Linked DNA regions of Homo sapiens: all the other regions are linked to region 2. A link is a loop called in an ENCODE intact Hi-C map of the cell type or tissue named here. Cell type or tissue: B cell. All regions are shown on one strand.

Region 1 (8,000 bases), 130 kb after region 2:
ACAAGCAGAGGGGTCAGGCTGAGAGGCAGGTTTCCAATTAGCCCCAACTTCTGAACTAAGCCCCAGCTGAGCAATCCCCTGCTTCCCCCACCCACCCCAAAAGTCATTAGCTCTAGGCAGAGGTGGCAGGGACTCTGCCTAGGGTGGCCTCCTTTTTGGGTCCCACATGTGTCCTTCCTCACTTCCCTCACCACTTCCCTTTCATCATAGCTTCAGGCCCCTACAAATAGGTCGCTGAAGGTGAAAGGAGGAAGGTCAGAGCACAGATGGACCAGGAGTGGGCGGGAGAAAGGGGGATCCACAGTGGAGGTGCAATCAGGGCTGAATGGCACTAATCAAGTCAGTAGGCTTCCGGGGGTTCTGAGCCAGACTTGGGAGTTGGGGGAGAAACACAGTTTGAAAGAGACAGAAGTGGGGGAATGGCCTGGGTGATGGTTCTCAGCTGGCAGGAGAAGGAAGCTGCCACCACCCCGTCCTTGCACAGCCTCTGACTCACCCCCATGCCCCAGCCCTTGAGACTTCTCAGTGTATCTGCTGGAGTGTCTCTGGGCACATGGGTGCAGCCAAACCTCCTCTCACCTGTCCCATTTGCAGCTTACGGATGGCAGTGTTGGCACGCCGCTGCAGCATCTTCACTGTGGCCAGCAGCTCCCGCCGCTGCCACTGGGGCATCACAGCAGTTTCCACAGCCTATGGCCAGAAGCAGTACATCACCCCTGCCCTTCCCTGAGCCATAGTCTCTGAGGTAGGGACCAGCAGGGCCAGGGAAGACACCCACCCTGCAGACAAATATCTGGGCCAGCTGGAGCCCAACCCAATTGGAGTGCTAGGGAGAGTCTGAAGGAGTCCAGGGAGGAATAGGGGAGGTAATAGGGCTAGGAGAGGGTGGGGTGGTAGGCGTGGCCCTCACTTCAATGAGTCGTCCTATGTCCTTGGACAGCCTCAGTGCCTCCGCCACATCCCGGCTCCCCAGACTCAGCCGCTCAGTGGCCGCTTTCACTTCCTGGGCCAGGCTCTGGCCTAGCTCTCGGGCCTGCAGGGAGGGGACAGGAGGGTCAGGATTACATTCATCTCCCCAGGACAAGGCCTCTCAACTCATTACTGGTCAGGGACAAATAAGATTTAACAATCAGGACCAATCAAGGCACCAGCACCAAATAATCAAAACACATGCCAGCTGCCAATAGCTGATATGGCCACATTGGTGTCCAAGTATGAACACTGGCTCTGCTGCTGGGCACCCCTGAGCCTGAGCATGTCACCTGCGTGTGTCCCATGCACCCACTCAACCCAGAAGTCCCAGGCCTACTGGCATGCTGACCTGCTGGGCCTGCTCCCCAGTGACGGCCAGCAGGCGGGTAGTGCCCTTGGAAAGCTGGCGGTCCCCGATGATAACCAGGTCCCCTACAGCCCCAGTACGTAACAGGTGCCTGTGGGAGGAAGGAGTGAACAGAAAGTCGGGGCATGACAGTAGAGAAGGGAGAAGCCAGCGTGCATCTCCCATTAAGGGCTGATGGCTCCAAAGACCAAGGGAAGGGCAAGGATCCGGGGCCCCTGGGCCAGGCAGCACAAAGGAGTGACTCACGTCCCACAGCATAGCTCCACAGAGGTCTGCAGTGCGGCTTGGGAGGCTGGGTCCAATGCATGGGCCACGGGCACCCCCACTGATACCACCCGCACAGGGTCTGGGTAAACCTGAGGTCAAGAGGGGACAGGCCCGTTAACTGCCAAAGGAGAAGGATAAAGCCTCCAGGTATGCCTGAAGGAGGCCCCCGATCTCCAGCAAAAGGGCTTCCCCAACTCACCTCATCCAGAGAGCGCAGGCCAGGGACCTGGGCAGTGAGCGCCAGGGGCACCTCCTCCATGTACACAGCCTCATCCTGCCCCACGGCCTCCTGCACAGTGTTCTCCACTGCCCGGAGCTGCTCTGGGGTCAATGGGGTCTGGAGGGGTGGGGAGGAAATGGAAAGACCAACATGCAGTCAGCCCCACACCTCTAACTGATGCATTGAAACACGGTCAATGTTCACTGAGCTATCCCCAGGTTCTAGAATAGTGGCTAGCACATAATAGGTGCTCAATAAACACTACCTGAGCAGACAATTATTTTCCTTAGAAAGCTATCTGGGAGTTGGGCCTATTGGAAGCTCCAGGCCTTTCACCAGGCACCAAAAGTTAAAGAAACAGAAAAAGGAGGCTGTATCCACATGGAGCTTACAAGGGGTAGCCCAATGGAAGAGAGAACTACAGGATGGGGGGATGCAGGGGCAGGGAATAAGCAGGTGGGATGGGGATTAGCCAGCAAGTACTTCCTGGAGAAAGGATTTAAGCCAGATGTGTAAGAAGCGCAGGGAGACAGGGTGGCAGCAGAGGGAGAGGGCAGCCCAGTTTAGGCAAGAATGGCTTGGATGACAGTAGAAACAAGGAAGGGGAGCGGCTGGAGGTGAAGGGAAGGCCCCTGCTGGAGGGCCTTCAGGATCCCACATCAGAGCTGGGCGAGGCCCCAGACACTCTGTAGCCTGACTCCTCACTGCTGCACAAGGAGCCCAAGGGGAAAGGACTTGCCCAGGGTCCCATAGTGATTGGGTGGCCGTGCTGGGCCTAGAGCCCAGGACTCTAAGGGCAACCCGCTCACAGCAGGCTGTCTCTCTTTTATGCCTGTCACCTCACATGAAGCCTGTCTTTCTATGCCGGGCTCACCTGGGTGGTCACATCCAAGCGCAGCTGCTCAGGATTGAGATGGGAGCCCTGCTGCTCTGTGCCAGGGCCCAGGGTCTGCCTCAGTGCCCAGTTCAGCAGGTGGGTGGCCGTATGCTTCGCCATGCAGCCTAGACGCCAGGCCTGAAATACTTTTGTCACCCAGCGTCCTGGGTGAGGGCAGGGGGTTGGGAGAGTGAAGGGGCTGCAGGGTATTGGGAACAGTTAGGGAGGATCCTTACCTCATCCACATGCAGCTGCACCTGGTCCCCTAACCGCAGGCACTCAGGGGCTACTGCCTCATGCAGGATGAAACCTCCACAGACCTGGGCCCGGGCTACTGGGAACAGCACGTCCTGAGGGAGGGTAGTGGTCAAGGTGCCTGTAGCCTTTCCCTCCCCTTGGCTCCCACTCAGGCTTGGGTCTGCCGCCCACAGAAATCAGCCTGGGTTGTGATGGAGACTCACCTCTTGCCCTGCCCGCACCAGGTAGCCACGGTCTGAAGCCTGGCCCCCCTGTTCTGCGTAGAAGTTGGTCCTGTCCAAGAGGAGGCCACAGCGCTGGCCTTTCCCCACGGAGGCCACTGCTGTCCCGTCCTCTGTATACAGTTGCAACACCTGGGCCTCACAGGTGCCGAACTCTGCCAGGGCACAGAATGGTTATTAGTGGTGGGCAGGGGCTGGGGACGTGAAGGTGGGTCTGTGCCTGGAGGCCAACAAGCACCCCCGCTGGCAGGGGCACTTCCAGCTGGGGGCCACAGAGACCCCTGGTGGCCATCCTGGGGAATACATAGGGGCTAGCAGCAACCATCTTGGACATTCTTCTTAGTCATGGTCAGGCAAGCTTGTGGCGGCAGGCCTTGGTCCAGGCTCTCACCATAACTTCCGCTGGGTCGCAGGGAGTAGTTGTACTTGGGGCTGTCGTCAGTTGGGGGCACTCCTTGGCGCTGCAGCTCCCCAAGCGCATGGACATCAAGCCACAATCCCTGCTTCTGAACTGGCTCAGCCTGCCGTGCCCGGTGCTGCAGGGTGGGCATGGGCATGGAAGAAGTGCATGGAGAATGAAAGAATGAAAGTGGGACTTCAGCCTCGCAGGGCCCTGTCCCTGCCACACAGCTGTGGACTCTGCAGCCCTTCTGGAATAAGAACTCAGGGCTTGGCTGGCTGCTAGAGCCCCTGAGCTGGTTGAACCATCCATCATGTCGGCTCCTCGGGATTAGGCCTTCCTGCCCACTGCTGCCCCTGGAGGGCCCCTCTCCAGGAAGCTGTGCTGGCTTCTGCTCCTGTGTTTAGCCCATTGGCTAGTTTTGCTTTCTACTGGTTGTGGCCTGAGGTTTTAGAAACCTCCCAGGTGAGGGGACAGATCCTATCTCAGCCTCTTGATTCCTCTCAATATTCACAGCTCCTCCCCCAGGAGCTCAGGGCTGGGGAAGAGGTGTCCTAACAGAACCCAGCATGGGGTGCCACAGCTTGTACCTGGGCCTCCTCTTGGGCCAACCGCTCCAGTCCAGCGGAGTCTAGCTGGACCCCTTTCTCCTCCAGCATCAGCTCTACCATGTCCAAGGGGAGTCCCAGGTCTCCACACAGTGACAAGGACCAGGCCACTTCAGCTTTGAGAAAGAAAGACAAAGAATGTTGAGGAGGGGAGGGATTAGACAAAGAAGGGGAGAAAAATAAGGTCCAGGGCCCTTCTAACCACGCAGAAGCCACCAGATGCCAAACACAAATACCCGCTCCATACTGGGTAGCCTCAGGAGAGGGGTCACATTCAGGCTTCATGCCTCAAGGCCAGAGCTGGGGGTAGTCCAGGGTACTCCCTGGGCACACATCATTTCAAGGGAGGAGGGAAGCTCAGTCTATGCACGAAGCCAACCTAGGAAAGCAGGAGGCAGGGCTAGCTGGGCACTGTGGACATGGGGAGAGGCAGGGTGGTATTCCTGCTGCAGAGGGGTCTGGGTATGGAAGGAGAGTCCAGGGAGAAAGGAACATTGGGAAGAGGTCAGGGGTGGATATGAGGCATGGGGCTGGCCCAGAGCTCCCTCCTCTGCCCACCTTGGTGAGTCTCAGCGAGCCCCTTGTGCATGGGCTAGGTATCCTGCTTACCAGGGAACATATCTGAAGGCCCCAGGGTCCTCAGAGTCCGATCAATGATCCGCCTACCCCGCTCCAGGGAGGCCAGGAAGGCTGCCTCGTCCTCTGACACCAGGTTGGCGATCTGAACCAGGCAGAGAAGAAGTGGAGCTGGGTCTCCTTGGAAGGAGGGTCTCTCTCCACAACTCTCCCATCAACCCCTTTCTCTCCCACTGGAATCCAGTACCTGGGCTGAGTTCCTTTGCAGTTCTGGATAAGCATCTCCCTGGGGGAGGTGGAGAGGGCTGAGGAGGTGTGAAAGGCAACCAACCCACCCCCACCTCCCCACCCTGGGCCTCCCTGAGGACACCTGCCCTGGAGGCTCAGACACATTGAGGGGCTGGGAGAGGGACTCAAATGGGGAACTGGTTTCCCTGTAGGGTGGCAGAAGGGGGTCCTGAGGTCAAGGGCTGAGCAGTTTGGAAAAGGAGCCTCCTCAAGTTCTCCTGCTTCTTGTAAGCAAGGACAGCTTTCTTAGCTTGCTGATAGGATGCTGGGCTCGATATTTAGGGTGGGGACCTCTGGGCACCCAGGCTGGGGGCACTGTCTAGGCTCAGTGGTAGGCTCCCCAAAGTGCCCAGGGAGGCCCAGAGTGAAAAAGAAGCTCTGTCCTTACCAGTGTCTCCACCACTACAGGTACCAGGCTGCCTAGGAAGCCAGGTGGTGCCTTTAAGATCTCCATGGAGAAACGCACAGCTCGACGCAGGATCCGACGAAGAACCAGCCTAAAGGGGTTCAGAGCCCAGACATGAATCCCCAGCGGCTCATGGTCAGCAATATGGGGAGTGGGAAGGACGAGGTCCAGTGTGTGCTCCCACCTCAAAGCTCTCCCTCTCCCCATTCCTCCTACTGGCTCAACCAGACCCACCTCTCCTGTTCCCTCCCTCCTCCACCTGAGACCCCCAGCAGCCCCTGTCCTCTCTGTAGCCCTTCCAGACTCACGGGGGACCTGACATCCCAGGGAAGATGCCATCAGAGATGCAGACACTGAGTGTGCGGATGTGGTCAGCCACCACGCGGTACGCTGTGTCTGTGCGCCCCTCGTCTGCCACCCCTACTCGGCCCAAGTAAGGGGGTGCCCTGCAGCCCTGGGAAGCAGAAGAGTCAGCCAGTGGCCCTGCCTGACCTGGCCCAGGTGGGTGCTCTTTATCGCCTCTAGAGCATCTGCCCTCAGCCCTAAAGCCAACCACATCCAGAATGGCCTTGCCAGTCCAGTCCTGGGCTGAGAAGCCTCACAGATGAGCACAAGCCAGGCCCTGCCCTCACGGGGCTCATATTTGGTGCTACAAGTGAACATATCTGTGACCATTTACTGAATTTCTACTATCAGAACTGGGTGAGTACTTGAACAACATGGCCTCGAATCCCCAAAACAGCCCATTCCAGGAGGTATTAGCATGCTTGCTTTAAAGAAGAAGAAGCTGAGGCTCAGAGGAACTCAGTGACACAAGGCTACCCAGCTCTCAAGGAGCAGATCTGAGATCTCAGCCGGGCCTGTTGGACTCCAGGTGCTCTCCACTACCTGTTCTTGCCTCTCCCATCTTTTGTGGGGGTGGGCAGGGAGGGAGAGTGTAAGCTACATACACGGAAATGCTCCAAAGCAGGGAGCTTGATTCACTTACCACCAAACCTCTCTCTTCCCCAAGCTTCTTCGTCTAACAGTCATGCCATTCACTGTGTTGCTCAAGTCAATAGCCTGGGAGCCATCTTTGAATTCTTTTTCCCCTACCCGTCATGATCCATCAGTGGTTCCTTTTGCTCCTACCTCCATGACATCTCTCAAATCAATCTACTTGTCTCTACTTCCACTGCTATTATCCGAAGCATGCCCTGTGGTCCTTGCCTGGACCGATAATAGCCTCCCAACTGATTCCTAAGTTTCTGCTCTCATCTCCCTCCAGCTCATCCTCCACACAGCAACAGGAGTAGCCTTTTAAAAGTGTACATCAGGCTGGGCGCGGTGGCTCACACCTGTAATCTCAACACTTTGGGAGGCTGAGGCGGGTGGATCACCTGAGGTCAGGAGTTTGAGACCAGCCTGGCCAATCCTGGTGAAACCCCATCTGTACTAAAAATACAAAAATTAGTCAGGTGTGTTGGCGGGTGCCTGTAATCCCAGCTACTCTGGAGGCTGAGGCACGAGAATTGCTTGAGCCCCGGAGGCAGAGGTTGCAGTGAGCCGAGATCATGCCACTGCACTCCAGCCTGGACAACAGAGCAAGCAAGACTCTGTCTCAAAAAAAAAAAAGAAGGGTTCTCAGTGGGGAGTGTGGCATGATCTGATGTACACTTTTATTTATTTATTTTTTTTGAGATGAACTCTCACTCTGTTGCCCAGGTTAGAGTGCAGTAGCACGATCTCAGCTTACTGCAACCTCCACCTCCTGGGTTCAAGAGATTCTCCTGCCTCAGCCTCCCAAGTGGCTGGGACTACAGGTGTGTGCCACCATGCCTGGCTGATTTTTCTATTTTTTTAGTAGAGACAGGATTTTGCCATGTTGGCCAGGCTGGTCTCCAACTCCTGACCTCAAGCGATCCGCCCCCCTCTGCCTCCCCAAGTGCTGGGATTACAGGAGTGAGCCACCGTGCCCAGCCCTGAGAACTCTTCTCACCACTCTGAGAATCAAGGCCCCACTTTGGACTTTGAGGCCCACAAGACTGGATTCTGCCTTCTTCTCTGTGAGACTGTTCACAAAAATGGCCCTTTCCTAGGCATATGCCACTTTAAAATGGGACTTTACAGCTGTTTCCCATCAAGGGACAGAATCCATTTCTCCATCCCCTGAATCTCTGCTGGCTTTGTGACTTGCTTTGGCCCATAGAATACAGTGGAAACAACACTGTTCTGAGCCTATGTGTCTGCTCTCTGTCTTGGAACCTTGCTGAGCTGTGATGTGGACAAGCCCAGACTAGCCAGCTAGGTGATGACAGACACATGGTCCAGTCACCCCTACTGCCCCCAAACTGACAGCCAGCCAAGCCCCAGAGGAGCTGCGGCCTCTCAGCTCACCACAGATGGATGAATGAGCTCACACAAGACCAAAGAATGAGCCAGCTAAGCCCAGCCTAAACGCTAGCTCACAGACTCAGGGGGCAGATACATGGTTGTTGGTTAAGCCACAGAGCATTAGGGTGGTTATACAGCAAAAGCCAACTGACACATGTTCCTACTAT
Region 2 (8,000 bases):
AGGCCAAGGGCGTGGGCCAGCACGACAACGCCCAGAACTTTGGTAACCAGAGCTTTGAGGAGCTGCGAGCAGCCTGTCTAAGAAAGGGGGAGCTCTTCGAGGACCCCTTATTCCCTGCTGAACCCAGCTCACTGGGCTTCAAGGACCTGGGCCCCAACTCCAAAAATGTGCAGAACATCTCCTGGCAGCGGCCCAAGGTGGGCACTGGAAGGGAGGCATGGACTCATGGATGGAAGGGAGCTTGTAGTGATCCCTCTATCACTTTTAGAATCTTCAATCTTCAACCCCCCACTACCCCATTCTGACCCTGGCACTAGGCCCCACCTTCATCAGAGCTGGGGACAGTTCTGAATATGCTTAAGCCAAACCTCCTAGGTAACCCTAAGGAAATCACCCACCAACCTCTGCTATCACAAGCTGCAGCTATGCCAAGTTGGTCCTGTACCCTCTCCCTGCCCCTCATATCTGTTCCCCTGGAACTTCAAGGTGGGCATCATTCCCCAGCAAAAGTGGGAGAAAGGTGGGGAGGGGGTGTCCTGGGCCCCCTGAAACCTTTATTCCTTCACTGCAGGATATCATAAACAACCCTCTATTCATCATGGATGGGATTTCTCCAACAGACATCTGCCAGGGGATCCTCGGTGAGTGGGGCACAGGAAGCTGGTCTCCACCTGGGCAAGAGGATTGGGGGAGGGGTGCCAGGGTGTCTTTTGAAGCTGGGAAACAGGGAGCCCTGAGGTCAGACAGCCTGCTTCTGTTCCCCTGTCCCTCCCCTTCTGAGGAGATGACAGTGAGAACACCGTGCATTCTTCCTGCCCCTCCCAAGTCTGGATGCCACTCCCTGCCTGCTGCAGCCTGGGTCTTGCGGGGGGAATATTAGTTACATTTGACTACATAATAAATTACCTAGGACTTAGCAACTTAAAAAAAAAATTTCTTATCTCACGGTTCCTGTGGGTCAGAAATTCAGAAGCAGAATCACTGGATGGGTCTAGTTCAGGGTTTATCAGGAGGTTACAGTCAAGACGTCTGCAACCTGTGATCATCTGAAGGCTCGCCTGGGGCTGGAGGGTCTGCTCCTAGGAGGGTGCACTTACGTGGCAGGAGCTCTCAGGTCTTTGCTGGCTGTTGGCAGGAGGCCCCAGTTCCTCACCACATAGGCTTCTCCATGGGGCTGCTTGAGTGTCCACGCAACGTGGTAGCTTGCTCTTCCAAAGCGAGTTATCTAAGAGAGAGGACAAGGAGGAAGCCATAATGCCTTTTCTGACCTAGTCTCAGGAGTTGCACATCATCACTTCCACCATATTCTATTTGTTAGAAGCAAGCACTGAATCTGGTCCACACTCAAGAGGAGAGGAATTAGGCTCTACCTTTGGAAGGGAGGATGGTCAAAGAATTTGTAGAAACCACTACAGGTGCTAGAACCCGATCAATCTGGGGTATCAAATAGGAGGGCAACGGGGTCTACTCAGCCCACTCTCACAGGGCTCCCATAGAAAGCCCCAGGGTAGATCTTTCTCCCTAAGTCTGGTCCCGTTCAAGGGTTTCTTCCAGATCCCTCGCTGCCTCTTTAGGGATAAAGCCAGGGTGGGCTTTCTCTGAGACTGAATTCTGTCCCCTTGGGGCAGAAAAAAGGGCAAGGTGTGGGCAGAGCAGAGGCCAAGGAGACCTTAGACCCCAGGGCCGCTGCTGTGGCCGCTGTGGCTCAGTAGGCTGGAGGGACAATGGGCTGGAGGAGGGAATTCACTTCTCCGAGGCACTCTAACAGTGAGGGGGATTGGAGCGCCCTTGATATTCCTCTCTCCAGGCAGCCAAGAGGCCATTGGTAATCATAGAAACTTTCTGCTCCCTCAACCTCAGCCTGGCGTAGGATGCACAGCACCCTGCCCCTGGACCCCACCCAGCAAGGGCTGAGATGCCTAGGAGACAGGTGGCAATGGAGGTCTGTAGTGCTCATCTCCCATAGGATTCCCTTTAGCCGAACTTCAGGCCAGGGACACTGCCTCATACCCACTTCAATGCCTAGCTCCAGGGACCCTGCTGGGGCACATACTGAGCCCTGGGTCCCCAATATAATGTGGGTGACATGAGGGAGAGACCTCTTGGGAACTTCGTGGCCACACCAGTGTACTCACAGGGTGCAGGAAGGTGACTGGATCTGTTGGAAGAATGTGGAGAGTATTGGCTCTGTCTCAAAGAAAGCAGGTTACTGGTCAGGTGCAGTGGCTCATACCTGTAATCCTAGCACCTTGGGAGGCCAAGGCAGGAGGACTGCTTGAGCTCAGGAGTTCAAGACCAGCCTAGGCAGCATAGTGAGACTCTGTCTCTACTTATATATAAAAATTTACTTTAAAAAAAAATAGGTTCCTAGAGCCTGAGGCCAAAAGTACCTCTTTTCCAAACTCAAGAAAAACAAAAGGATGTGTCTCTCACATAATAGAAAAGGTACAGCCAGGCACTGTGGCTCACACCTGTAATCCCAACACTTTGGGAGGCCAAGGCTGGCAGATCTCTTGAGGCCAGGAGTTTAAGACCAGCGTGGCCAACATGGTGAAACCCCATCTCTACTAAATATGCAAAAATTAGCCAGGTGGGGTGGCGGGCGCCTGTGGTCCCAGCTACTCAGGAGGCTGAGACAGGAGAATCGCTCGAACCCAGGAGGCAGAGGTTGCGGTGAGCTGAGATCATGCTATTGCACTCCAGCCTGGGTGACACAGCAAGACACTGACTCAAAAAAGAAAATGTACAGAAACTCACCTTACTAGAGTCTCTCCGCCTTCAGTTTCTCCCTGTTTACCTCCTTCCTGAACACTCTTTAGTGGGAGGGCTGAGGGAGGGTGCCTCTCCGCCGGGGGGGTGAGAATGGGGTACAGGGTCAAGTTCCTGCTCCCCTAGGCCTTGGATTCTGAGGCCCACCCACACATATGGGGTTGCTCAGGGGTGGCAAAGCCCTGCCTGTCTTTCCAGGGGACTGCTGGCTGCTGGCTGCCATCGGCTCCCTTACCACCTGCCCCAAACTGCTATACCGCGTGGTGCCCAGAGGACAGAGCTTCAAGAAAAACTATGCTGGCATCTTCCATTTTCAGGTGAAGGACAGTGTGAGAGCCACTGTGGCTTTGTTGGGGGCGGGGGAAGAATCATATATGCTTTGAAGTTTACCTTCTTTCCTTTTGAAAAATAGCATTTATTAGGGTGGGTTTTGGACTAATTATCAGAGAAATATCTGCCCACCAAAGAAATCATGTAAGCTAATTTTTTAAGTCCCAAAAGAAAATAGTTGTTAGCAATTTGTGGCTCTTTCTCCCTTCTCCTTCTCTTCCTCTCCACTGTGTGTGTGGGTGTGTGTGACACTGGTAGTCTCTGTCACATAATTTTTGTAATCTGCCCCTTTGACTTAGCAATGTGTGGACAAATTCCCCTCTGGAGACCGTGGCAGAAGCTGGAGAGGAGGCGGGGCCGGGCTCAGGCTTTGGGTTGCCTTTCCCTCTCTATTCAGTGATTCTGGAGAGTGGAGCCTCTGACACTGGCGTGTCATCAGGTCTGGCCACTAGGAGGCGCTTGATGATAGGGTTCCCACGCAAGGGGTGTGTGTTTGCTACCCACAGATTTGGCAGTTTGGACAGTGGGTGAACGTGGTGGTAGATGACCGGCTGCCCACAAAGAATGACAAGCTGGTGTTTGTGCACTCAACCGAACGCAGTGAGTTCTGGAGTGCCCTGCTGGAGAAGGCGTATGCCAAGTGAGTGCTGGGAGCTGAGGAAGGGGGCTTGCCTTGCCTCTGTCTGGACAGCTGGAATCAGGGGGAGGGGAGGGGGTAGCAGGACATCCCTCCCTCCCCTCACCTCCATCCTAGAGCCCAACAGTGCCTTCTCTGTGCCCACAGGCTGAGTGGGTCCTATGAAGCATTGTCAGGGGGCAGTACCATGGAGGGCCTTGAGGACTTCACAGGAGGCGTGGCCCAGAGCTTCCAACTCCAGAGGCCCCCTCAGAACCTGCTCAGGCTCCTTAGGAAGGCCGTGGAGCGATCCTCCCTCATGGGTTGCTCCATTGAAGTAAGCAAAGCATGGTCCCACCTCAGGGCCTTTGCACCTGCTGTTGCTGTCACCCAAAAGGCTCTTCCCCCAGTATCTGCACGGCCAGCACCTTCTCATTCAGTTCAACTGCCCTTTCCCCAGACTAGCCTTCCCTACCTCCCCGTCTAAAGTCGCCGTCCCCACCCTATTTACTTTCTTTTTGTTTTTTTTTGTTTGTTTGTTTTGTTTTTTTGAGACAGGGTCTCATTCTGTCTCCCAGGCTGGAGTGCAGTGGCAAGATCTCGGCTCACTGCAACCTCCACCTCCTGGGTTCAAGTGATTCTCCTCCCTCAGCCTCCCAAGGAGCTGGGATTACAGCCGTGTGCCACCCTGCCTGCGTAGTTTTTTGTATTTTTAGTAGAGAAGGGGTTTTGTCATGTTGGCCAGGCTGGTCTCGAACTCCTGACCTCAACTGATCCACCCACCTCGGCCTCCCATAGTGCTGGGATTACAGGCATGAGCCACGGTGCCCAGCCAGCCCTGTTTACTTTCTATCTGGTTTTTACTTTCTCCCCAACATTTATTGTGACCTGAAATTATCTTGCTTATCTATGTTTTCACTCATAGCCCATCTTCTCCAGATAGTAGTCACATTCCATGAGGGCAGTGACCTTCTTTGTCTCATTCACTGCTGGACCCTGGAACTTAGGAAGGAGCCCAGCATGCAATAGGCACCCAACCAACATTTGCTCGACAAAATACATGAACCCAGGGTGCTACATATGACCCTGCATTCTTGGCATTTATCCCAGAGAAATGAAGACATGTCTCCAAAAATGTTTGTACACAAATGTTTACAGCAACTTTATTCATTATAGCCCCGAAACAGGAAACAACCTAGATGTCCTTCAATGAGTAAATGGTTAAACAAACTGTTTATTACACACCGTGGAATACTACTTAGCAATAAAAAAGAACAAACTATTGATACTCAGAGAAACTAGGACAGATCTCAGGGGAATTATGCTGAATGAAAAAAGCCAACCCTAGCCAGGTGCAGTGGCTCATGCCTGTAATTCCAACACTTTGGGAGGCTGAGGTGGGAGAATTGCTTGAACCCAGGTGTTCAAGACCAGCCTAAGAAATATAGTGAGACCTCATCTCTACCAAAAAAAAAAAAAAAAAAGAAATTAATTAGCTGAGAAAAAAGAAAAAAAAAAAGACAATCCCCTCCAAAGGTGGTTACACACTGCATGATTCACGATATTCTTTTTTTTTTTTTTTTTTTTTGAGACAGAGTCTCACTCTGTCACCCAGGCTGGAGTGCAGTGATGCGATCTCGTTTCACTGCAACATCCACCTCCTGGGTTCAAGAGATTTTCCTCCCTCACCCTCCTGAGTAGCTGGGATTGCAGGCACCTGCTGCCATGCATGGCTAAGTTTTGTATTTTTAGTAGAGACGGGGTTTCACCATGTTGGCCAGACTGGTCTTGAACTCCTGACCTCAGGTGATCCGCCTGCCTTGGCCTCCCAAAGTGCTGGGATTGCGGGTGTGAGCCACTGTGCCTGGCCTTAAATGACATTCTTGAAATGACAAAATAATAGAAATTAAGAACAGATGAGTGGTTGCCAAGGTTTAGGGAGGTGGAGTCATGAGAAGAGATGGGTTTGGTTATAAAAGGGCGACTCAAGGGATGCTTGTGGTGATAGAAATGTTCTATATCTTGACAGTGGTGGTGGCTACATGAAACTACACATAATGGAATTGCATAGAGCACACAAAAGTGAGCACTTGTAAAACTGGGGAAATCTGTATAAGGTTTACAGATTGCATCCATATCAGCATTCTGGGCTGGGCACGGTGCCTCACACCTGCAATCCCAGCACTTTGGGAGGCTGAGGAGGACAGATTGCTTGAGCTCAGAAGTTTGAGACAAGCCTGGGCAACATGGCAAGACCCAATCTCTACTAAAAATACAAAAATTAGCTGGGCATGGTGGCAAGAGCCTGTAGTCCCAGCTACTCAGGAGGCTGAGGTGAGAGGCTCGTTTGAATCTGGGAGGTTGAGGCTGCAGTGAACCGAGATCACACCACTGCACTCCAGCCTGGGTGACACAGCGAGACCCTGTCTCAAAAATAATAATAAAGCCGGGTGCGGTGGCTCATGCTTGTAATCCCAGCACTTTGGGAAGCCGAGGTGGGCGGATCACCTGAGGTCAGGAGTTCAAGACCAGCCTGGCCAACATGGTAAAACCCCATCTATACTAAAAATACAAGAAATTAGCCAGGCGTGGTGGCGGGCGCCTGTAATCCCAGCTACTTGGGAGTCTGAGGCAGGAGAATCCCTTGAACCTGCGAGGCAGAGGTTGCAGTGAGCCGAGATCTCACCACTGCACTCCAAGAGCAACAAGAGCAAAGCTCTGTCTCAAATAATAATAAATAATAATAATAATTTTTAAAACGTTCTAGTTTTGATATTTCACTGTAGTTTTGCCAGATGTTACCACTGGGGGAACCTGAGTATGGGATACACGGGATTTCTCTGTATTATTTGTTACAATTGCATGTGAATCTGCAATTATTTCAAAATAATGATAATAATTTAAAAGTTTAGTTTAAAAAAATTAACCTGGAGAGCTCGCCCCTTCCTTTGGGTGCCCAGTCCAGGTCCTCCATGCCCTCCATGCCCTCCATGCTCTCCCTCCCTCTCTGTTCTGTAGGTCACCAGTGATAGTGAACTGGAATCCATGACTGACAAGATGCTGGTGAGAGGGCACGCTTACTCTGTGACTGGCCTTCAGGATGTGAGTCCTGAGAAATGCGCCCTACCCTGAGGACCCTGAGAAGGAGGAGAACGTCTCCCTGACCCCATAACTCTGACCTTTAACCACCCCCGCCCACCCAGGTCCACTACAGAGGCAAAATGGAAACACTGATTCGGGTCCGGAATCCCTGGGGCCGGATTGAGTGGAATGGAGCTTGGAGTGACAGGTAGGTGTCCCCAACCCAGGTGAGGGGTGGTCGGAGGATACAGCAGGCGGTGCCAGGTGGACCGACTGGTGTCCCATCTAGGAGAACAACCTGTACAACAGGGCAAAGCTCCTCCCTCTAGATTCTCCATCTAGCTCCGCACCCCAGCAGGCAGACATTCAGGGAAGAGGCAGTCCCCTGGAGAGGAAGGAGGTGCCACATGACCTCCGCCCCTCTCCTTCCACCGCCCATCTCTGCTCCAGTGCCAGGGAGTGGGAAGAGGTGGCCTCAGACATCCAGATGCAGCTGCTGCACAAGACGGAGGACGGGGAGTTCTGGTCAGTGTGGCTTGGGGTGGGCTTCTTACCACCACCCTAGGCCCTGGTCCTTCATCTCCCTGCTCCGCTCCTCTCTGTGCCTTGGATGGGGAGGCTTGGGGTGGTTGTGGGGGGTGGTTCAGGGAGAGGGAACTGAGGATGCAAGTGTGCTGCTGACGGGCTCCACCCCCACCCCACCACAGGATGTCCTACCAAGATTTCCTGAACAACTTCACGCTCCTGGAGATCTGCAACCTCACGCCTGATACACTCTCTGGGGACTACAAGAGCTACTGGCACACCACCTTCTACGAGGGCAGCTGGCGCAGAGGCAGCTCCGCAGGGGGCTGCAGGAACCACCCTGGTGGGTGAGGGGTGAGAGGGGAGGGGGTGTGCAGGGAGTGAAGGATGGGCCACGGCTCACCACGAAACCAGACCTGGGGCACGAGTCACCGGAGTCAGGGTCCATGAGGTCAAGGGTTAGTCAGATTTCACAGCCCCTGTGGAGGAGACAGCTCCAGTGTGGCTGGGGAAGCTCGGTCCACCCTGGGAAGGGCGTGGCCAAGGGAAGCCCCCGTATAACCACGCTGACCCACTTCCGCCACAGGCACGTTCTGGACCAACCCCCAGTTTAAGATCTCTCTTCCTGAGGGGGATGACCCAGAGGATGACGCAGAGGGCAATGTTGTGGTCTGCACCT
Region 3 (8,000 bases), 96 kb after region 2:
CTCACGTGTCTCCGTCCTCGGAGATGTAAGTGAGTGCTTCCAGCTGCTGAGGGCTCAGCGCCCCCACGTGGGGGAGTGGCAGGCGTGGGGCCGGGTCCTCAGCCTCGGGGCCCCCCAGCAAGGACAGGGTGTAGGTGAGCGAGGAGGAGCCATAGGTGGAATCAGCCCGCTCCCCATCCGCGTCTTCCTTCTCCTGTGGTTCCTTGACGGGTCCCGGAGGATGGGTGCAGGGCTGGGGGCTGCCGTCCGAGGGCCCGGAGGCTGGAGCCGAGGTGGACTCGGGTAGGGAGCGCAGAGAGCGCAGAGACTCAATGCCAGAGTCGTACTGGCTCTCCTCCGCCTCGTCCGGCCCCTTCCGCGCCTCCGACATGCCCGCGGCTCTGGCCGGCCGGGGCCCGGTCTGAGCAGGATCCGGCTCCAGGCTCCGCCGCGCCGCCTTTCCGGGTTGCGGGTCCGCTTGGCAGAGCGGGCGCCCGGCCCGCGGCGGCCTCCTTCCCGGGCTGTGGGGCTCCGAGGGGCCGGCGCGCAGCGAGGACAAGGTTCGGAGCGCTGGCCAGGTCCACCCAGCGGTTACTGTGGGCAGCCGAACCGCCCAAGCGGGTCCTCCTCCTCGCCCCGCCCCTCCGGACCAACAGGGTCGCCTCACGCGGATGGCCCCGCCCCCTCCCCGCCCCCGGCGGGCGCTTCCGGAAAGAGGCCCCGCCCCTCCGGAATCCCCCTTCCCGGGCTCTGCGTAGGCTTGGAGTCTGTGGTTCCCGGGCCTTGACTCACTCCTTCGTTGATTCATTCACTCATTCATTCATTCATTCATTCACTCTTTCCCCCTTCCTCCTTCACTCCATTCATTAGTTCCACGCATGTACTGTTTCCTTCTTTCACTTCTATTTCTTAATTCATTTGTTTTATTTTTATTTTTTATTTTTTTGAGACGAAGTCTTGCTCTGTTGCCCAGGCTGGAGTGCAGTGGTTGATCTCTGCTCACTGCAACCTCCGCCTCCTGGGTTCAAGCGATTCTCCTGCCTCAGCCTTTCGAGTAGCTGGGACTACAAGTAGAGACGGGGGTCTCGCTACGTTGCCCAGGCTGGTCTCGAACTCCTGGGTTCAAGCGATCTGCCTGCCTCGGACTACCAAAGTGCTGGGATTACAGGCTGTGAGCCACCGGTCCCGGATCATTCATTTGTTTTAAAAGAAATATCTATTAATTGTCCGTACAAGCTGGCATCTTTGGGGGAGGGCATGTAGGCGATGGGATGGGGAAGCACTGCTTCCTATCCCCTGCCCATTTATCTCAATTTCTCTTGCTTTCTCATCTTTCCCTATCAGTGCCCAGGGGTACGGGTAGGGAAAGGGGACTCCCATTATCTTTAAAGGAGCAGTTCTCCTGGGTCCTGGAAGACAGTCTCCTGTGTCAACGTCCCACATCACATGGAATTGGGCATGAAAATGTTTTTTTGGAAAGAGCGTCTTCTCAGGGAAACTGTTGTCTAAAAAGTAAAGTGGTTGTGGAGTTTCTTCTTCCTCAAAGGGTGAAACCCTGGCCTTGGGTAGTTACAGTTTCTGGTCAACCCCAGCAGTCAAGGAAGTGGGGTCAGGTTGGGGAGGCCCCAGACATGCTGGGTTGCACTCTGCTCAGGTCCCCAACACAGCCCCAATCTTAGTCCCAAAACATCTTTCCTCTTTCACTGTCCCTGGGCCTAGGAAGGCCGTGGGAGCACCCTACTACAAGTGAGCCCTAAGCCCATGCTCCATGATTTATTCCCTCATTCCTCCCCACTATTCCAAGTGCTATCAGCCTAACGCCAGCAATGCCCTTAGAGGGTTATCCGCAAGGGAACATGTAGCTTTTCCATCTCCAGCATTGGAGAAAGGAAGGTGGATGAGTGTAGACAGCAACGTTTTGCAGGGGGGAGGCCAGCTTTCCCACAGCCCTTCCCCTGCAACCTCATTTTATTCATCCATCATTCACCTACTTGACAAACATGTATGGAAGGTCTCCTGTAATGTCTGACGTTGTTCTTTCTACTGGAAGCAAAACTGACTATCACAGTAATAACCAATAACCACCCCCCATGACCAACAAAAAAATCCCATGGTCCTAAAAAAGCTCCTTGGCAATTACAGCTCAGAGTGGTTGGGATAAGACAGAAGTGAGAACAGGGTGTTGTGGGGGCACACAGTGGGGCCAGCTACTCAGTGGGGTGAGAGGCAAGGAAGCTTCCATTTGAACTGAGAATGGGAAGGGAAGAGAGATAGGGAGAGGAGAAGGACCTAGTCTGTGGGGGGCGATTGGAGGCAGAAGAGTTGGGGGAGGGCTGAGGGGAGAAGATGGCCCACTGTTCTTCAACCCCATGTAGGACCAGAGTGGGAAAGACGTAATGAGCATGAAGCCCAGTGAGGAGCCACGAGGGGAAAGGCCTGGGAAATTGAAGCATCTCCTTCCCTTGAGTCAGCATGATTTCAGATGTTCTCAGTCTCCTCCCCTGACATGTTCCTCTCCGGTCCTCAAAGGCTGCAGCAAAAGTATAGTAATAAACTCCAGACCCAGACCAACTGGGTTCAAAATTTGGCCGAGCGCGGTGGCTCACGCCTGTAATCACGCCTATAAACTTTGAGAGGCTGAGGTGGGTGGATCATTTGAGGTCAGGAGTTCAAGACTGGCCTGGCCAACATGGCGAAACCTCATCTCTACTAAAAATACAAAAAGTAGCTGGGCCTGGTGGCACATGCCTGTAATTAATCCCAGCTACTTGGGAGGCTGAGGCAGGAGAATCACTTGAGGGTGGAGGTTGCAGTGAGCTGAGATCACACCACTGCACTCCAGCCTGGGCAACAGAGTGAGACTCAGTCTAAAAACAAAAACAAAAACAAAAAAATCCACACGAAATCTGACACTATCATCCCCATTTTAATGTTGGGAAACTGAGGCCCAGAGAGGTGAGTTGACTTGCTCAAGTTAAAATAGAAAGTGCAGAGATGGCTTCTCATCTAATCCAAAACTTTTACATATTTTTTAGTGGAACCTTCTTTTCTTTATCAAGAGGTAAACCACATAGGGTGGGAGTGTCTGAGCCCTCTGCAAGGATGTAAGAACTCAGGAGTGTGCAAGGACCTCCTTTTTATTCATACAGAGGCTGAATTTTAGGAAAAACCCACTTAACCCAGCCAGGTGTTTGGCTCTGAGCCGTAACAGGTGTGTGGCAGTCCCTTTTATGGCCACATGAGGTCAGCATTGAGTCACCCACTGGCCCCACTACCAGAGCTTGCACTCTTGACAGGAATCCTTTCCAACACTCCAGGAATGGGGAGGGGGACCATTGCAGTGTTATCTGAAAGGGTGACCTGGGGACTTTGACTTAGGCCACAGCATGGCTAGGGACCTGACCTCGCCTCCTCAGCTCCAGTCTTCTCTGAGGCTGGGCCCCTCGTCTTTCTCTCTGTTGTTTTCTGGTTCCCTTTGTGCCCCCACTCCCCACCTCCACCCACCCCAGCTAGGCTCATCTTCAGGAAACAGGCCTGGTTTCCATGGTGACCAGCCGGTCAGCTGGCTCCTTCCACCGCCCCCTCCTTCACCCCCCTTTCTTGTAGCTTCCAGGGAAGGGTACTGTGTGTGAATGGAGAAGGCAGGGGTAGCCTTTTGTCTCTTGGGAGCTCTAGCATTGGCCAAAAAGAGCTAAACTGTCCCTCCTCCAAAGCCCTTTGAAGTGGAGACAGGAAGGCAGTGGGGGTGGGTGTCAAGAGGAAGATTATGGTGCCTAAATGGGGAGCACGAAAGGATCCTCTGTGGGTTTGGAAAGGCCAAGGTTAGGGGCTCTGCTCTCTGTGGGGGAAGGGGTTGAAACTGGAACAAGAGGGGCTGGAGTTAGCTGTGAGGCCAGCTTCCCAAAAAGCATGGGCAGGAGATGCTGGAATGAACCACCAAGTGAGATTCTGCCTCTGCCAAGGGAGTGAACCAGACCCCCGCCTCTTCTGGACAGCCGCCTTCCTCTGGGCAGGGAGAATGGACCCATCAACCTGGAGAGGACCATGCAGGCTGGATAGCTCTAAGCAATAGGTGGACAGAGAGCCACCTTCACCTCACCTGGAAAGGGAAGAGTAGTAAAATGAAGGCAGGGCCAGGAGTGGGACTAGAGGGGTGGGAGCAGTGGCTCTCCTGTCCCCAACAAGGGGAAGGAACATCCTGGGCAGATCAGTGTGTTTGTACCCTATCCCCCAAAATCAGACATCGAGGCTTTGCCCCAAACTAACTTCCTACCCACAAATATTCCCCATAGATTTTGAGTGGGAAAGATCTGAATTCTAGGACTAGCTCTGTGAGTGCTAGCAGGTGACCTTGAGTAAGCCATTCACTCTCCCTCTGCCTTGGTTCCCTGTGAGTAATTGGGGAGAACAGTTACTGTATGTCAAAGACTCTAATGACACATAGTAGGATTCCACAGTGACTGTGTATGCACAAGATTGATCATGCATGGCTTTTATTATATTCTTCATAATGGTTGTTTTTCATGTTCTTTTCTCCCCATTAGACTTTGTGCTCCTTGCAGGAAGGAAACTGTGTTTCATTTCTGTACTGGGCACACAATAGGTACCCAACACCTGTTTACTGAATGGAGACATCCAGAAATGAATGAATGAATAAATGTCAGGGTCCTTCCTGCTGTGCCAGGGGATACAGGGAAAAGCAGTGTGGGGTGGATGGCCTGAAAGGATAGGCTGCCTGCAGTGGCTCAGCCTGGCTTGCTTCCTACACCTACAAGTCAGAGCCTTAGAAATTGTCCAGTCAACTTCCTCACTGCACAGATGAAGAAATTAAGGCTCAGAGACAGGAAGGCACTTGCCCAAGGTCACATAACTCCTTAATGACAGATACAGAATTCAGAATTAGAACTCAGGTTTCCTGCCCTCCAGCCTAGGGTATTGCACACACTTCACTGCTTCTCTGGAGCTGTTCTTTTAGGGAAGAAAGATGGTTCAGTGAAGGCCGGTTCCAATGCCCTCCCCTCTGCCCTCTGTTAGTCCTTTCCCACATCTAGCTTCAATCTCTTCCCTTTCCCCCTATTCCATTCCTCTGGAAGTCTAGCTTCTGCCTTAACCCTTCACCACGAAACTGGGAGTAAGGATCTTCCCTAGGGTTCCAAGAATCAATTTCCTCTCCCCACTCCTCTGCCCTGGGAACTTGGGGGAACCAGAGATGTGTGTGTGTGTGGGGGGGTGCTGTTGGTTGAACCTCGGGCACCGAGTCCACGGAGAACAGATGGAGAGGGGTTGCGGCACAGATTCTCCCAGGATAGGAGCGCGGGAGGGAGGTGCAGTGAGCAGGGCTGGGAGCGGGGAAGAGGTGTGGGGAGTCCCTGTTGCTTTACCCCTTCGGGGGGTGGTTATTAGGTAGGCTTGGGAAGGCGGAGTTTGGGGGGCTGGGGGCGGGGCTCGGCTGCGCTGGCAGGAAAGGGGGGGCGCGCTGGCTCCAGCTCGGCTCAGACAAAAGGCGGCGGCGGGAGCGGGCGGGAGGCGGAGCGGCGCCGCGAGGGCCTCAAGGTGACACCCGCCCCCGGCCCCGGCCCCCCCCGGCCCGGCCCCCCAGCCTGCCTCCCACCCTCAGCCCCCAGCCCCTTACTCCCGGTGCCCTTTCCGGGCCCCCTCCCCCGGCGGGGGGTGGGGAGCAGCGAGGGCCCCGCCCCCTCCCGTCCTCTCCCCAGGGCCCGCGCAGGATGCCCCCGGCCCCTGGCAGCCCCCCGGGAGGTCCTGAGCTCGACGCGCCCCCTCTACGCCATGTCCCCCCCTGGCTCGGCCGCGGGAGAGAGCGCCGCCGGCGGCGGCGGCGGCGGTGGCGGCCCCGGGGTCTCGGAGGAGCTCACGGCGGCGGCGGCAGCGGCGGCGGCGGACGAGGGCCCCGCCCGAGAGGAGGTGAGAGTCTAGGGCGCCCCTTCCCCGGGCGCGGCCGCAGCCTGGCCCCCCATCCCCCATCGCACGCGTCCCCCGCTGGTTCCGCCGCAGCGCGGCCGGCGCCCCGCACCCCGAGCCGGCCGCTGCAGCCGCAGTCCGCGCCGCCGCCCCCACCCGGCGGCCGGAGCTGTCCGCGGTGCCGGGGAAGGGGCCGCGCCGGGGGCGGGGCTCAGGGGTCCCGGGCAGGGGGAGGGGCCTAGGGGCGGAGCCTCGCGGATCCTGGGCTTATGAGAGTGGGGGCTATGCTCTACCGGGGTGGGGACGGTGGCGGGGATCCTGTCTCACAGAGGAGGATGCTACCTTGAAGGCCAGGAAGGGCGGCTTGTACGGGCTACAGAACGAGGAGGGTACCATGGGGAAGTGGTGGTGGTACCTGATCTGGGACCCTAAGGAGGTCAGATGTGTACGGGGGGTCCCGCCTGTGGTCATTGGGAGTGTGTGTGTGTGTGTGTGGGGGGGGGTGTGCACCTCTCTCTCACGAGGCTCCTGCTGCTTCCTCATATCCCTAGTTGGGGTCCCTAGTACTCAGTCCTCTGAACCTGAAGACAAAGAGACGGAGGAAAGTACCAGGAGCACCCCCACTCCAGCCTCCCATGCACACTTGTGCACACGCATGCACCCTGTACTAGGGCAGAGGCACACAAGCGGGGATGGGCCTGCAGGTAAAGCCCCTTTCAGAGGTACCCACATGGGGACAAGCACATAACCAGGTAGGCACACGAAGGGGCCCGTATGTTCATACCTCCTAAGGACAAGGCTCCCCGAAAGGCACATGTACCCTAATCTCCTTGTCCACATGTACTGTGTGCTATTTCCTAGCTCGCCTAACTATCCATACTTCTAGATCCAGGGACCGATGCCTATTACTGTACCCTTCTTTTCCACTCTTTTCCTCTCTTTCCTGGCTGGCCTCTAGGTCAGGCCTGAGGAATTGAGGGGGTAAGTCAGGATCCCAGCAGGAGGTTGTGTGTGTGTGTGTGTGTGTGTGTGTGGTGGGGGATGGGTTCCTAAAGCTAGACAGCACAGAGGAGGGGTGGGAAAACAGAGGCCACTACAAGAAATTAAACTCAACACTCAATTAGGATGTGGCTGCTGGGGGCCAGCACCATGGTAGGCACCTAGGATGCAAAGAGAATGAAGCATGGGCCCTCAGGAGTACCCAGTGTAGTGGGGAGCCAGACATGTAAACAACTCCTGGGCCAACCCTGGGACAGAATGTGCCAGGAGCTTTAACAGACAGGCTCCAGGAGAGTACCAAAAATAATTTTCTCTTGATAAATTGCTGGGCTTCAAACGTTGTCCTCGCTACCCCAGTCCCACATCCCCTATGCCTGTCCTCTCCTCAGCCACATGCCTCTGCCCTTCTGGATACCTCCTCCTGGACTGCCTGCCGCTCAGGGACCCCAGCCCCCTCCCTCCCATCCTAGGACAAAGGGAAGGATGTCAGGGTGCAGGAGGGAGACTCACAGGGGAACCAGGGTCCAGAACATGGGGAATGAGACTGGGCCTGGGGTTCTCTGGAGGCCCTTATCCAAAGGACGTGTTAGGCTAATTGTGAGGGTTAGGGAGGTGGATGGGTCAGAGGGGAGTAGCTCCTCTAGAACCTAGGACTGAAAAAAATCTGGAAGTGAGGGCCCCACTTGTTAAGTGGGGAAGTGATGTCAGTGGGTCCCTCCCCCTTTTCTAGAGGACCTGGAAGGGGTCTGGGCTGGGGACCTTCCTTCGCTGATGCCTGTCTGTCTGTCCTCCCCTGTCTTCCCTGTCCACATCTTCTGTTTCATTGCCATTTTTGTGTTTGTCTTCGGATGCTCTCTGGGTACCATCCTATCCATCTGTGTTTGCTGCCTGGGCCTCTATCTCTGGCTCTGATCCTTCTCTGCCTCTTGGGGTGTCTCTCTCTGCACTCTCCTGTACTGGCATTCCGGTCCCCTTTCCTGTCCTCTGGCTTGCTCTGTGTCACTTCTGTTTCTACCTCTGGCCCCTGGCTCCCATCTTGGTCTCACCTTTTCTCTCCATATCCCTGTTTCTCTCTGCCTGTTATCTCTGGTGCTGGCCTCTGC

Evidence for each region. Peaks named below come from ENCODE experiments on the same cell type or tissue, not always from the same donor. Only the 100,000 strongest peaks of a DNase experiment are listed, where the experiment ranks them.
Region 1: a loop joins it to region 2, with 28 times the contacts of the local background. A loop is called at or near these places in 9 of 110 quality-filtered maps.
Region 3: a loop joins it to region 2, with 21 times the contacts of the local background. A loop is called at or near these places in 34 of 110 quality-filtered maps.

Annotation. Positions count from the first base shown.
Region 1 is chr6:44,301,481-44,309,480 of GRCh38, forward strand. It overlaps AARS2 (alanyl-tRNA synthetase 2, mitochondrial), which reads right to left. Exons shown (of 22, transcript NM_020745.4): 6 at 5,769-5,914; 7 at 5,443-5,551; 8 at 5,014-5,052; 9 at 4,800-4,911; 10 at 4,173-4,306; 11 at 3,574-3,718; 12 at 3,165-3,337; 13 at 2,940-3,053; 14 at 2,701-2,841; 15 at 1,806-1,943; 16 at 1,586-1,695; 17 at 1,322-1,430; 18 at 911-1,033; 19 at 580-690. LOC124901322 (a long non-coding RNA gene) reads left to right here and starts at 5,504. Exons shown (of 3, transcript XR_007059594.1): 1 at 5,504-5,595; 2 at 5,754-5,961. In B cell, CTCF peaks have their summits at 3,478 (motif pointing left) and 3,684; a DNase peak (open chromatin) is centred at 3,461.
Region 2 is chr6:44,169,335-44,177,334 of GRCh38, forward strand. It overlaps CAPN11 (calpain 11), which reads left to right. Exons shown (of 23, transcript NM_007058.4): 3 at 1-197; 4 at 572-641; 5 at 2,968-3,086; 6 at 3,606-3,739; 7 at 3,884-4,052; 8 at 6,734-6,817; 9 at 6,919-7,004; 10 at 7,247-7,321; 11 at 7,504-7,664; 12 at 7,908-8,000. Among named protein-coding and RNA genes, the nearest start is that of CAPN11, 15 kb to the left of the region's middle. RefSeq lists enhancers at 129-1,328, 7,319-8,000. In B cell, CTCF peaks have their summits at 3,549 (motif pointing right) and 3,750; DNase peaks (open chromatin) are centred at 3,557 and 7,927; H3K27me3 peaks cover 1,608 bases.
Region 3 is chr6:44,264,977-44,272,976 of GRCh38, forward strand. It overlaps NFKBIE (NFKB inhibitor epsilon), which reads right to left and starts at 575. Exons shown (of 6, transcript NM_004556.3): 1 at 6-575. The coding sequence starts at 370. It overlaps TMEM151B (transmembrane protein 151B), which reads left to right and starts at 5,474. Exons shown (of 3, transcript NM_001137560.2): 1 at 5,474-5,901. The coding sequence starts at 5,767. RefSeq lists an enhancer at 1-201 and a silencer at 120-789. In B cell, CTCF peaks have their summits at 59 (motif pointing left), 264, 3,223 (motif pointing right) and 3,423; DNase peaks (open chromatin) are centred at 105, 685, 1,565, 3,225 and 5 weaker places; H3K4me3 peaks cover 2,153 bases; H3K27ac peaks cover 1,762 bases; H3K27me3 peaks cover 3,134 bases.